Linked DNA regions of Homo sapiens: region 2 is linked to region 1. The links are chromatin contacts, found by Hi-C or POLR2A ChIA-PET in ENCODE. All regions are on one chromosome and are shown on one strand. Each heading gives the region's core, a stretch centred on a gene start or an enhancer-like site at or near the end of the contact. The rest is flanking DNA. Distances are from core to core; before and after follow the strand shown. Region 1 holds the start of DARS1 (aspartyl-tRNA synthetase 1). Region 2 has its middle 89 kb from the start of CXCR4.

Region 1 (7,390 bases), core at 1,783-4,282:
TCCCAAAAAAAAAAAAAAGAAATATAAAGATGCCAACATACACTAACAAAAAAGAGCGGTTATAAGAAAAGATAGACTGGGGTCTAAGAATAATTCATTTCATTCCCAGACACTAAAGCTACGAGTAAACAAAATGGAGTGGGGGTGGAGGCTTTAAAACTCAAATCATAGTACTGCCAAAGAAGCCAGAGAAGATGTAAGATGGAAGGACCCATGGACTCTAGGGTCAGATGGCCTTTGGTTCTAATCCCAAGTCTGGCAGACTCTGTGTAAGTCAAGTTTCTTATCTTTCAACTTTGGTTCCTTAGTTTTCAAGGATGCTGTAGAGAATAAGTGAAAATATAAATGTTTGGGAAGAGTCAAGCAAAATAGGAATAAATAATAGCTAAAAACAGTCAGAGAAGTAAAGTTGTGGGGGTTGGGGGAAGTAAAAGAGGTAGCTTTATTAAAGCATGCAAAAAGGCTACATGTGATGAAGGCAGTTATTAGCCACTCTCCTATCTCCTAGACAACGGTTGAATCTTACCTAATAATTTAGGAATATTTAAAAAATATAATCTACCATTTAAAACATACCATTTAACCTACAATACCTAATAACATTTTTTTTCCTTTTCTAGAGTTGGAACCCTAAACTGACAATGTTTACACAGGGTTATGACATCTACTTGGATTATTAATGTCATTTAAGCTTTTCAGAATTATACCTTCAGATTTATGCCAACCTTACTTAAAATTTCATTTAGAGCTTTCCTGGAATTAGAAAGCAAAAAAGCTTTATTTACTGTCACATAGCTACTAACCTGGTTTTTCTTGTGATTGTATCATTGAAGATATTCCATATCTCTCTTTAGCATAATCCTACAAAAAAAGTTTTTTGCATCGTGACTTTTTATGTAAACACTAAGAGCACAGTAAACACATAAATACTAATAATAGAATATAAAAATGAATTTAACTTTCAGGATCATTTTATTAATTCAGAAAGTCAGTAGTTTCATAATGTGGAAATCTCTCATTCATTTACATATGTACTCTACAGAAAACAGAAAAGTACTGTTTCTGGTTAGTTTGTTTTGAAGATCACCACTCCTAGATGGATTTACCATACTTAATAACATTCTCAGATAAAATTTACACATATGTACAACACATCTTAACTACCTTCTTCAAAAAGATGAAACTACTTCAAAGCAGGGACATAAATTTCCTCTGTGAAGGGAGTAGGATGAAGTACCACAGTTTTATTAACTTCCTATTACAGGAAGAAATGTTCAAAGAGAACCAACGTTTTGGGTAAGCTTTCTGAGCACCAGATGTCCACAGTTTTTAGAAACTGGAGATGCTGGGTATAAGCTAACTACAACTTTCCTTTTGTAAAACATCATCAAAAAATTCACCAGCTTCCTGTTTCTAAAAACCAGATTCAGGATACCAGGTTACAGGAGTTTGACACTGACAATATAATAATATCAAATTTCTTGTTACAGATTAGAGTTAGGAACAGGAAACAGAAGACCTAGGGTCCAATCTGTTAACAAAATATACTTATTAAATAGATAAGTGGCCTTTATTTCAATCTTACTTTACCTCTAAAATGATCTAAGATTCTTCTAGCTATAAAATGGCATAACTCTGCCACAATGTCTACCTTGTATCTAGACCTATACTATCTGTAAGGGTACACTGATAGTTTATGTAATTAAGCAGATTAAGAGTACACAAAAATAATTGCCCTAGTTTTTACAAGGTAACTTAAGATCTGTATGAAACAATTAAGTTTCTGTCACTTTACAGCTACCTGTTGGAATCCTCTCCTTTAGAGCAGGAGGGTGCTGGATTTTGTGTTTACACCAAAATAAAACCAGACATGTTTAAGGCGCTTACTGAACAATTTAAAGAAAAAGATAACCCTGGCCAGAGTAGAGAGATACAGTCACACAATGAAGCCTGAGGGCAACAGAAGGAGATTAAATTGTGTGAAGGACAAAAAAGTTGCATTCATAATTAGTACTATTAATATTTCAGTGACTCTTCCTCATTTAGTATTCTAAGATGACCTTACTTCTCATGTTGCTTACCACAAACTCAGAACTCCTTATAGAAAAATTAGGGAGCCAGACGGAAATTAAGGCTTAACAGTACTACAGCACACATAACTTGTAGGATGGTTTCAAACTTTGATTTCTGAAAAGCACCGAAGGATCACTGGGTGTTATGAATTATCCACGTGATTTGGGGTCACTTCACCTCAAATGCATTCTCGGTAACTCCTATTACCTACCTTACCGGGTCACTGAGAGGGAGAAAGTAAATAAAAATGACATGTGTTCTTTAAAGCTGTCACATGGGAAATGGTCATTAAACATATTGGCAGATGGTTTTGCTAAGTACTGTCATTACTTGCTAAAGCATTAGGAACACGAGGGCTGAGTACATATCGATTACTAGTGCTTATTAAAATTTTCCCAGGGATTGTGCATTACGTGCAGGACGTGCCTAACCCAGAGAGACTCAAGTGTGACGCCGCGCTCCTACTTCCGGGGCGGCTGGTTCTTCCCGTCCTCCCCACCCCGGGGACACGCTTCTAGTAGGCCAAACTCCCAGGTGACCCCCGCAAGAAACGCGGTCCGGAGAGGGTCTGGCCCCACTGCTGGGGCAAGGGCTCTAGGCGCCCGGACCCCACGCCCGCAGCCTGCGGAGAACGTGCCGACAAGGACCTGTAGGGCCCCACTCCCCCTCCTCCCTCCCTCGGCGCAGCCCGGCCCAGGGGTCTGTCCTCCCAGGCCCAGGAAAGGAGGAAACCCACTTCCGCCGCGTCCATGATCTCCCGCGGCTTCTCCTGACTCTTGCGGCTGGCGCTGGCGCTGGGCATCGGGACACGGAACTGGGCAGTGGACACCACCCTCCCTCGCAGGCTTCCGTAAGGCAGGCCAAAGGGGCTTCTCCCTCCCTCCCAGTCTCCGCCCTCCCGACCCTGGGGTCTCAGCACACGCGCTCGGACTCCGCGTGGAGGTGCGGCTCCAGAAAGATCGCGAGAGCTGCGGCTATCTCGAGATCCCGGAGCGCTGGCGGCCGCGCGCAGGGTCTCCTCCCACTCTTGCCCCGCCCCTCCGGGAGTTTTCCCGGAGTTGGAGGGAATTCCCGGGAATTCGCGGTAGTTTCGCTGGATTGGCTCTGGGGGCGGGGGCAGGGGTTACCAGGTGGCTGGCTGTAGACCTGGGCGAATGCCAGCTCTCTTCAGCTTCGTCCCAACTGCGACTTCTGCTCCATTCTTCTAACAGCCCTTTCAACTCCGCTCGGCTGTAACCGCAGACTCGTCACTAAAACACCCACCTAAGCGCGGGCCTTGGTTTCTCCTCTCTTGGACTTTCCCGCCTTCTCTCTTCCCCTGGGCGACGTAGCTGCTTGGGGACGGAGGAGGCCTCTTCGCAATCCATTGCCCTGCTTGTTGGGACAGAGGAGTGCAGTTGGCTTGCCAAGGCAGCATGGGTTACCAGTCCCTGTGTAAGTGAGGTGTAAATACAGTGGCAACGACAACAAGAAACGCATACAATTGCATTGATTGCCTGGATCTGTTGCAGTGTTAGGGACAGTGCATAGTGTTGGTTGCCCAATGGGCGAATATCCCCAAGTTAGGCTTTTTTAAAAAACTGATTTTTTAAAAAAGCTATCATTCATGAGTTTTGAATCGAAATTGAAAATAATTTGGAGATTTGGTTTAATACTGTTTCCCCTGCCAGAGTTTGCACTCCGTCGTTTCAACTGACTTGGTAGTGTCTTAGTCTGGCACAAAGTGTTAAGGGGTGCACATAGATCCCAGCGCAAGTGAAAGGCTCTCTCTGGAGGCTCCCCCATGGAGTAGTGAGAAGACAGCCATGGTCCTTGCTTGCCTGTAGCTTTCCTTCTAATTGCAGGTGGTATGAAATTTTATTCCCTATTTAATTGATCAAAGATTATTTACAAACATCTACTTTGTGCCAGGCATTCTATCAGGTGCTGGCAATAAAAAGATAAGTCCTAGTTCCTGTTCTTAATATTACACAGGTACCTAGGCTGATAGATGCGCCATCTTGATACATGCTTCCATTATTACAGAGTCAGGAAGAGAATTTAGCTCTTAAAATGGCTGCCTGGAAGTGACACATTTCACATTCTCCTAGTTTATTGGCGAGAACAAGTCACATCGTCATTCCTGAGTTCATGGGGGCAGGAGAATTTACTCATTCCTTGGGGAGCAACACTGAATATTCATGATCAGTATCACATTCCGTTAAAAAAGGCATCCCATTATACTCATGGGATTCGAATACAGAAGGGGGTCTGTGAAGTTGCTTCATCTTGGAATTTTTTTTAAAACTTGGATTGCCTCAATCAGGTATAGTCCTAATGTATGGACTGGTTATCAGAAATCTGAATACAAATCCCATCTATTATCCCTTTGCTAGGGTAGCGATCTTACCTTTCCATCTGTCCATGAGGCCTGTCCATGTACTTCTTTCTTACTTTGGCCCCGTTGCCTTGATAAAAGTATTCTTATTTAGTCCTGGAATAAGACTGTAAATATATATTCTTGTTTCTGGCCTCCTTTCCTGATAGTGATAGAAAAGAAGCATTTGCCAGATCAGTGGCCACATGTCATATGCCTGAGGTCTTAAGAATCTGCTGTAGTAAAGATACCACAGCTGCAACTGAGGCTGTGACTTGGTTGAACTTGCAGTAGTCTACTGTCAAGTTCCTGAATTTGTCTGGTTTTTGCTGGAGCCACACCGGTGACAATAGGAATGTGATGGAGACTACCAACCATTACGTCTTTAAGGGTTGCACTGATCTCCACTATTCCCCTTGGGGACATGTTATTGTTTATGATTTCCTATCCTAGTTGGGGGCTGGGAAAGTGACTTTTAGAGATTTCCTCTTAGCTTTATCCGGTATGGTAGCCTATTCCACAGACCAAAGAATAGGGGAACAGCTCTGCTATGGTGCTCTGGCTGCTTTGCAGGATCCACATAAGCCATGTAGGCAAGGGCGGGAACTGCAGCTAACCTGAATCTTGGAAAAACATCTTGTGATCCTGCTGGAACATGAGAGGGTGGAAGGCCATCTCCCACTCACTTCCCTGTCTCCCTGAGAGGCTGTTATGGGATGGTTTCTTACTACCTCCTAGATTCTGATGAGGTGTGGGACTTCTTGCCCCCTTCCCTCAAGGGAAATGCAGAATACAAAAATGTATATAATATCTTACTGCTTAACTGGAGTCTAGAAGTGGCTGTTAAGCAACAGAGTGTCCCACTACTCATGTTGCAGTCATTTGGTGCCTTTTGTTTCAGTGATGTCCTTAATGGGACAAGAATCACAGGGAGCTGGCAACTTTGGCTTATTCTTCTTTCTCTCTCTCTTTTTTTTAATTTAATTTTTTTTTTTTTTGAGACAGAGTGTCCCTTTGTCTCCCAGGCTGGTGTGAAGTGTCATGATCTTGGCTCACTGCAACCTCCACCTCCCAAGTTCAAGTGATTCTCCTGCCTCAGCCTCCCGAGTAGCTGGGATTACAGGTGCCCGCCACCATGCCTGGCTAATTTTTGTATTTTTAGTAGGCATGGTTTCACCATGTTGGCCAGGCTGGTCTCAAACTCCTGACCTCAGGTGATCCGCCTGCCTTAGCCTCTCAAAGTGCTGGGATTACAGTAGTGAACCACCGCACCTGGCCTTTTTTTTTTTTTTTTTTTGAGGCAGGGTCCCACTCCGTTGCCCAGGTTGGAATGCAGTGGTGCGATCAAGGCTCATTGCAGCCCCGACCTCCCGGGCTCAAGGGGTCCTCCCACCTCAGCCTTTGGAGTAGCTGAGACTACGGGTGTGCACCACCATGCTCAGCTAATTTTTGTATTTTTTGTAGAGATGGGGATTCACCATGTTGTCCAGGCTGGGGGCTTATTCTTGTTTTCACTGTCTATGTAAGTAATAAACCATCTAAATCTAAAAGCAGCATGTTACAGCTTTACTGATGGAATCATTCAGGCCTTGACATTTCCTTACTTGTCCTGTGTGTTCCTGTCTTGACAGGAATCAGCGTCGGACTCTGCCAATTTCCAATACAATATCCATCCCAAACTATACATTTAGGGAGCTGGAAAATGACTTTTGGGTAGGTCCATGGACCTAGTTGTTGCTGTTAAGAGGGTTGAAGTGCCATTGTGGTTCTTTTATTTCTTTATTTTTTTCAAGACTGGGTTATGAGACTAGCTAATTTTTTTGTTTTTTAGTAGACATGGGGTTTCCCATGTTGCCCAGGCTGATCTCGAACTCTGGGTCTCAAGTGATCCATCCGCCTAGGCTTCCCAAAATGCTGGGATTACAGGTGTGAGCCATTGCGCCCAGCCACCACTTTGATTCTTGGTCCTTTGTATGTGGTTCTTTTCCCCCTGGAAAAGAAAGAAGCTCACAGGACATCTGCTAAGTAGACTACATGGGTCCTTCTTTGTTCCTAATGCTCAGGAATTTCATAATATTTATCAGCCTGGGGGTTTAAATTTATCATTGTGCTGGACATTGGGCCATTCCATCTGGAAGCTCGTTAGTTCTGGGGCATTTTCTTGAAAAAAGTCTTTGATGATTCTCTACCTTCCATTTCTTCTCTTCTCTGTTTCCTGAATTCTTATTAAGTATTGGACTTCCTGAGCTGGTCTAATTTCCTTATAATTTCTCTCCATTTTTCCATCTTACTGCATTTTGATATGCTTTTGGGAGATTTTTTCAACTTTATCATATAGTCTTTCAATTGCGTTTTTCCCATTATTGCCATCATTTAATAATTTCCTAAAGCACTCTTTTTGTTATTTGAATGGTCCTTTAAAAGAATAGAATCCTGATCTTTTAAAATGTATATAATATCTTCTCATCTTACTGAGCATATTAATAAAGTGATTTTTTGGGGAATTTTTAAAAGCGTTCTCTCTACATAACCCCTTTCTTACAAGTTGCTTTTCTATTTGTTTATTTTTGGCCTCTGTCTTCCATGTTAGAGACCTACCTCAGGTGTTCAGTGAATCCTTGATTGTCTGCTTATGTTAAAAGTGGGGACTAGGCCCGGTGCGGTGGCTCACGCCTGTAATCCCAGCACTTTGGGAGGCCGAGACGGGCAGATTATGAGGTCAAGAGATCGAGACCATCCTGACTAACACTGTGAAACCCCGTCTCTACTAAAAATACAAAAAATTAGCCAGGCGTGGTGGCAGGCGCCTGTAGTCCCAGCTACTTGGGAGGCTGAGACAGGAGAATGGCGTGAACCCGGGAGGTGGAGCTTGCAGTGAGCCGAGATTGCGCCACTGCACTCCAACCTGGGTGACAGAGCGAGACTCTGTCTCAAAAAAAAAAAAAAAAAAAGGGGAGACTA
Region 2 (7,390 bases), core at 2,859-5,358, 220 kb after region 1:
CTCTAAAAGATCCCCTTGAGTGGCATAGGTTTTAGCAATTACTTATTGGCAGTTATGTTTTATCTTTTCTTCACTGTCTGGAAGAAATGTGGCTGGGTTAAGAGTTGCACAAGTGCACAGTTGCAGCACTGGCCCTTCAACAGAGCCTGATATTTGTCAGTTTTAACTTTCAAAAAACAAACTCTTTGTTTCATTGATATTTTATATCATTTTCTTTATTTCATTCATTCTGCTCTGATCTTTTTTTTTTTTTTTTTTTTTGAGACAGTGTCATGCTTTGTCACCCAGGCTGGAGCGCAGTGGTGTGATCTCAGCTCACTGCAGCATTGACCTCCTAGACTCAGGTGATCCTCCTGCCTCAGCCCCCCAAGTAGCTGGGACTGCAGGCATAGGCCGCCATGCCTGGATATATATATATACTTTTTTTGAATTTTTTGTAGAGACAGTGTTTCGCCATGTTGTCCAGGCTGGACTTGAACTCCTGAGCTCAAGTGATCTGCTGTCTCAGCCTCCCAAAGTGCTAGGATTACAGGCATGAACCACCATGCCCAGCCTTTTCTTAATTCTATATAACATGCTTATGCTACAAATTTTTTATATTATATTTTATTTATTGTTTTCCTAGATTTAGAAAGTATTCTACTACTTTTAATGTCTCCCAGTTTCCCTCATTGCATTATTTTGATAGTTATATTGTAGTGTTAGTCACATCAATATTAATATTCCTTTCACTGTGATTATATCAACATTATTTATAGCAGAGCCAAATAATGTACTACAGTTACAATTCCTTCTGTTTTGTGAATGTTGTATTTCCCCTGTAGTTAATAATTACCCTTTTTTTTCTTGGTATTGATATCTGTGACTAATATGTCCCTAAAGTCTTTACCAGAGTTTTAAAAGATCTCTCAACATTGTTGAAACTCTCAGATAATTTATCAGTCTTAGCTTCTTTTTGAAAGACATTTTTTTCTGGAACCTTATTTCTTTTATTTTTAATTTTTTAATTTTTTGAGACAGAGTCTTGCTCTGTTACCCAGGCTGGAGTGCAATGGCGCAATCTCAGCTCACTGCAACCTCTGCTTCCTGGGTTCAAGCGATTCTCTTGCCTCAGCCTCCCGAGTAGCTGGGATTACAGGCGCGTGCCACCATGCCCAGCTATTTTTTTTTTGTATTTTTAGTAGAGACGGGGTTTGGCCATGTTGGCCAGGCTGGTCTGTAACTCCTGGCCTCAAGTAACCCACGCACCTCGGTCTCCCAAAGTGCTGGAATTATAGGCATGAGCCACCATGCCTGGCCCTGGAACCTTATTTCTATCTGATTTCTTCTCAGGTATATTGAGATTTCTCTTCATCATTATGTTTGGAATTCACTGGGCTTTTTCTCCTAAAGGTCTTGTGTTAGTTCAGGCTGCTGTAACAAAGTACTTTCGACTGGGTAATTTATAAGCAATAGGAATTTATTGCTCACAGTTCTGCGGGCTGGGAAGTTCAAGATCAAGGCACAAACAGATTTGGTGTCTAATGGGGGCCCATTCCTCATGGATGGCACCTTCTATGTGTTCTCACATGGCAGAAGGGCAAAAGAGGCAAAAAACCTTCCTCAGGCCTCTTTTATAAGGACACTAATCCCATTTATGAGGGCTCCACCTCTTAATAACAACACACTGGGGGACTGGGTTTCAGCATACGAATTTTGGAGAAACACAAACATTCAGACCATAGCAGATCCTTTATCTTTCTCTTTCTTGGTTTATCCCAGTGGTGTGCTGGTACATGTAACAACCACCTGGGGGTCAGGGAGGGTTGAGGGGGATGGGAAGCCCTAGTTCGTAGTGTTTGCTGATTTCTGTGGTATCAATAGTCCCATCATGGCTGGTTTTAAGTGACCAATGTGATGTCACTAAACTCAGAGTTGAAAAGAGATAATCTTGGGTGCTGGCCTGAGCCAGCTACAGCACACCACTGGGTTACTCCCTTATTTTGATGGAACACATCTACTACTTCCTGAAAAAGGGTACATGGGAAGTAAATGTTTTGAAAACTTCACTTTTTTTTTGGAAAATGACTTTTTAAACTTTCACACTCAATTGACTTTGTCTTGATATTAAAATCTAGCTGGGGAATAGTTTTCACTCAGAACTTTGGGAGTGTTGCTCCATTTTCTTCGAGTTTCCAGTGTTGCTGGTGAGAACTCTGGTGCCATCCTGGCCTCATCCTTTTTATCTTATTTTCCTTCTCTGGAAGCCTTTAGAATCTTCTCTTCATCCCTGATTATATACAATTTCATGATGACGGATTCCCTGCCACTTACAGTTCTATATCCTTAGCAGATCCTTTTCATTCAGGAAGCTCATGTCCTTCAGGTCTGAGGAACTTTATTCAATTTCTTTAATGGTTTCCTCTCTTTCATTCTCTCTCTTTTTTGCTAGAATTCCTGTTTGTTGGATATTGGATCTCTTGCTTTGATCATCTAATTTTCTCTTTCTCTCTCAATTGCTGAGAGGTTTTCTCAACTGTATTCCGGAACTTCTGTGTAATATTAGGCACTCCTGTCAGAGTGCTGACACTTGGGTTTGGGGCTGTGTCATACATCTGTGTTTCCTCCAGAGTGTCTGCCTGGCACAGTGCTTGACTGGATGGAGAGGCAGAATCAGCAAAGGATTTTTGATCCAGATGAACCTGGTCTTGAATCGCAGATCAGCAAAAAATCATTTCACTTCCCGGTTCTTCAGTTTTCTTGCTTGGAGCTGAGCAAGGGGGCAAGTCATTCCATGGGGAGGGAGACTAGAAAGCTTGAGGGGTGGTCTACCAGACCTGGTTAAAGGAGAAGACCTTCTTCCCATTCTTCTACCCTTTCCCCAGACTGCATTCTAAGTAGTGCATTTTAATCTTCAAACTCTAAAATTTCATGAGAGATTACTTTGCAGTTTATAGTACCCAGTGTCACAGTTAAACAATTCCATCTTGCTTACAAGGAACATTTTGATACTTAAATAAGATTACTGCGTTTCAACGATGAACTTAAATTGTCTTTTTCCAGGTGCTTTCTACATCTGACCTCTCTCAACCAAATTAATGACAAAATAATGACTAAGATTTCGTGAGCATTTTCCACATCCCAGGCCTGTTCTAAGTGTTTAACATGTATTAATTAATTTAATCCTCAGCAGCCCAACCATGTAGGCAATATTATTATCCTCATTTACAATTGAGGAAACAGGCTCCAAAAGCCGTTGGGTTACACAGCTAGTCAATGTAACGTTGGGACTTAAACCCTGACATTAACTATGGATTGTCTGCTACTATGAAATCTTCATGAAGGAGGTTCTGAATTTGGACTGAGGTCCAGGGAGGTTTCCCTAGTGGAGGAGCTGAGCATGGTAGGACTCACTCTGATGCTGAGTAGGAATGAAGAACAGGCCTTAGCAGATGCTCCAGCCCACGAGGGAGGAGGCTCCTTAGGGTCGCACACCCTTTGCAGCTGTCCCAGGAGCTACCAGAAAGGCTTGGTCAACAGAGGGGACTCTTCTGTGCGAACAGCCTCAACCACTAACACACTGTTTCACCTCAGCAGCCCTGCTCAACTCCCAGCAGGCCTTGTTTAAACAGGCAGCTTGTAGCAGCTGGGGTTGGCTCAGTGGAACGTGTGGGCAGCCAAGGATGCCCCGAGTGCAGGTGCCTGTCTCTGAATGTGCAATCATGCAAATCCGAGGACCCAGACTGATGTGAATTGAAAGCCTGGTGTTCACTTCCAATAAACTCAACTGTCTATCGCCAGAGCAACACAGGCTTCCAGTCTTCAAGTCATCAATACAAATGAGCATTTCTGGTGTTAGAGGAAAAAAGTGTGGGGTGAATCCCAATCAGAGCTTGCTCCCTTTCAGGCAAGCAGCATCTGGAAAAGGCTTTGGAGGGGCAAATACCTTTCCTAGAAGTAATTTTCACAGGAACTGTTCAGGACACAGGAGGCATTGCAGGAGGAAGGAGCAAGGGAAATCACACCATGTAGTCATAGGGTCTTGAAAATCACCTTATCCTCTCTGCTTGTTTTACAGAGGAGTTAAGAGAAAGTCAGAGAAGTTAAGGGACTTGCCCAAGGGCACCTAGCTCATCAGTGGGCTGCTCCTCCTTATCTTGAGTCCCGATTTCCTTTTAGACACTCCACCCACCAGGCTGTTTCTCTAGTTCACTGCTTTGAGCACCAGGTCACAAGTGAGCACACATACCAACAGCTCTCCTCCTGAAACCATCGAGGGAGGCGAGTGATAGCAAACTTTGTTTAGTGCAAAGAATGGAAAAGGCTGCTTGAAGCACAGAAAAAGGGAAGTCAGAGCAGGCTGTGGCGCAGATGTCTGGGCATTGCTGTGGGGACAGAGTAGTTCACAAGACACAAGGCTTGTCAGCCTCTCTTCTGAACCTCTGCGCCCAAGGATTCTCAAGGAGCATTCAGATTAGATTTTAACTATGGATGCTGTGGTTGCCGGTAATAGAACAGCTAATAAAAAGCAAAGCTGGGGTGTCATCACCCTATCAGCAGATCAACAGTCTCTTCTTTGGTCCATAGGGCTGACCATGCAGCCTTATAGCCCAGAGGCCCTGTTACATAATCTTTCCACAACTCCCCTCTGTTCCTCACTGCACTGCCCTGGCCTTCAAAGTCCATATAAGTGCTGTAGAGATAAGCCTCATTAGCCTCACAACTTGCAGTAAGTGCCAAGATCATGTTATTCAGATGCCACTGAGGCCAGTGCAAAGGGAGCTAATTAAATGGTACGGGCTTTCTAGCTCTGAATCATCAGTTCAGGTGGTTACCTTTAATGCTATCTTCAAGCTCACCTTCTAGGCTGGTCTATGTGCCTAAGCTCCCACACCATGCCTCCAAGCCAGGAAAACCAGCAAGGAAGCTCTTCTGGTACCAAATGGGGGTTACACAACTGGTATTTTTTCACCCCCATTCCTACCTTGAGGAGAAATGGTAAGTTCTGTTGGGCAGATACACGTAGGCAATTGAGGTTCTGTGAGAATGAACACCTCACATTTTAAAGTTCAAAGACTAGAAAGAATGAATGGAAAGTGAGTATGCATTTTCCATTTTAACCCAGAGCAGCCCACAAACACATTAGGATTTCAGTTTTAGGGGGAAATTGACCTGCCAACCCCAGTTCCTGAGGGAGGCAATCTGATTGGCTGTCCGTGGGTCAGGTGTCCATAGTTGGTCTAACCACCAGAAGGGCTATTGGAAGCCCAACCATGTGAACTGTGTTGGGAAGAAAAGGGGGTTGTGGCGAGCTCAGCAGACACCGGAGAGATGTCTACTCCCAATGTCTAATTAAATATTCAGGCTAAATGGCCTTTCTGTCACCAGTTAGTCTATTTGAGTTTGGGCCAGTTTTCCCAAGGCAGAACCACCATTTCATTCCAGAGTGGAATCCAGGCTCTTTGGAATAGACAGAGGGAACAGGGTACTTAAAACCATCTCCTTACAACTCAGGCTTGTAGGCTTTGATCAAATCCTTTTGTTTCACAGATGAGGAAACAGGTTCAGAGAAAAGACATGAACCTGCTCAAGGTCAGCCTACCCACCTGTAAAAGGCACTTTGTAAAGTGAAGGGACTTGGAGGGCCACCTTGTTAAATCCTTCACCAGCCATCAGCTCGCTATGGAAATGCTGACTGGATAAATAGTGTACCTCTATGGCAAGATTTGTGGCTCTCAGAGGCCTTCCCGTAACAATGCTTAAGAAGGTTTTAATGATCTGCCTACTGGGCATTTCTGAAGCATTCATTTTAGGGAAAGCCAAGGTGCTCAGACTATAATTCTGAGGCTAATTTCTCCCTGGACCCTCCTGACCTGGCAGCAAGAGGGAGTGAACAAGGAGAATGACTAGGATTGCACCAGCCCCTTGATTCTTATCCTTTTGACCTTGTGCTTCGAAGGGAGACGGGTTTGGTGTGACTTTTTACACCTGCTTCAAATGTTGTTACAGAGCGGATGAGGGAGCTTGCCATAGCCCAGTACCTTTGCCTGCAAAATATCTTGCTGTAGTTCTTATGCTCTTGACCCTGAGATCAGACTAATGCTCGGAACCAGTGGGGCGTAGATCAAGCTGGGGGTGGATATGGGAGCTGGCCGATATAAAGAAAGGGCATTGTTAGAGCTTCTTTGAGCTTTCTGTATCCCAGATCATGAGGAAGCTGAAGGATTAGGGAGGAGAAGATGAAAGGCAAGCCAGGGAAAACAGGCAAAGGAAGTAGTTATTAAAATAAAAGGTGAAATTCATGGGAAGTAAATCCAATGTTTTGTCCATACTCAACTGGATTAGGAACATGTAATGAAAGCAAATAGATTTAATGGGGTGGGGATGATTAACGTTGTCTTGCAATACATTAGGAAATGACTTTGTTCAGGAGGAGTGGAGGGCTATGAGAGGAAATTAAACTTAATTCTTATCTCCTTATGATGTTTTAGTTGCTTAACTTCTTACAACACACTTGTAAAACCAGAAAGAGAGAGAGGCCTGAGGTTTAATATGTTGTTTGCAAAGTAACTGGAGATATGAATGTCTTGAGTGTGTGCTTCAGTCTTATCAAGGATCCAGTGTTTTTTTTTCTAACAATTTGTTGTAATAAGTAGATGTCCTTAGTGGTATTGGGGACTCTGGTTAAAAATTACCTTTCAAAGAAATGAAAGTTTAGTGATTATTGGCTTCCCAGGACCCAGGTGAAATTTTATCCCCATCATAAACCTCACAACAAATCCTCTCTCCTTGGGGCCCTTATATTAATACCATGTCATTTGTACTACTCATCCTTCTATTGCATCATTTATAGTTGTGTATTGCTGGTACATTACAGTGAGATTTGAATTTTCAGACTGTTCTAATTTTGGCAGAGAATAATAATTGTGCCTTCTTTATTTTTAATAAGACATTTCTCTTCCCCACTTGCAGAAGGCACACGGCTACCCAGCTAGAATCTGTATTTCTCAGCCTCTCTTGCAGCTAGATGTGGCTGATGATAGAAGAATGTGAATTGACATCCTGTGAAGAGAAGTCCACAATTGTTCCTTATTAAAAGAATGTTTTCGGCCTTCCCCTTTTTGCCCTCTTCCCTTTATTACTGGCTAGAATATAGGCTGGCACATGCCAGTAGGATAATGGAAGAAAAGAAGGGACTTGAGTCCTGGGTTGGCTTTAGGGAATCAAGTTGTCTACCTGCTCTAGACTGCCTATCTGCCTCCTGATATTAAGTATAAGAGAGAAATTTAGGTCTTGTTTTAGACTCTGCAATTTTGGTCTTCTTGTAGCCACTTATTCTATACTTAAACTAATATAGAAGTGAAATGCTTTGTGTTTCTTCCCTTTCCTTGCTGGGCAGGCACAGATGTTT

The links. A loop is a pair of places that touch in the nucleus more often than their neighbours do. ChIA-PET counts read pairs that join two places held with the same protein, here RNA polymerase II (POLR2A). Pooled maps may share reads with other maps.
Region 2: a map of B cell shows a loop between it and region 1 (4-fold over the local background). The contact joins the enhancer-like site here to the promoter of DARS1 in region 1. A Hi-C loop is called at or near these places in 2 of 168 maps with a recorded cell type or tissue (B cell and OCI-LY7), 17 of 37 single-sample maps with no recorded cell type and 9 of 50 pooled maps. POLR2A ChIA-PET finds 5 or more read pairs at or near these places in 4 of 52 experiments (B cell, OCI-LY7, PC-9 and 1 more).

The regions. Positions count from the first base shown.
Region 1 is chr2:135,982,594-135,989,983 of GRCh38, forward strand. DARS1 (aspartyl-tRNA synthetase 1) reads right to left here and starts at 3,033. Exons shown (of 16, transcript NM_001349.4): 1 at 2,810-3,033; 2 at 804-861. The coding sequence starts at 2,875. It overlaps DARS1-AS1 (DARS1 antisense RNA 1), which reads left to right and starts at 2,583. Exons shown (of 4, transcript NR_110199.1): 1 at 2,583-2,923. RefSeq lists a silencer at 2,670-2,729 and an enhancer at 2,780-2,879.
Region 2 is chr2:136,203,208-136,210,597 of GRCh38, forward strand. No RefSeq gene overlaps it. Among named protein-coding and RNA genes, the nearest start is that of CXCR4, 89 kb to the left of the region's middle. Within about 2 kb of position 4,109, at least 7 of the 41 ENCODE cell types and tissues checked have a DNase peak (open chromatin) inside an H3K27ac peak, as active enhancers do; they include B cell and OCI-LY7, where a contact is called at or near this core.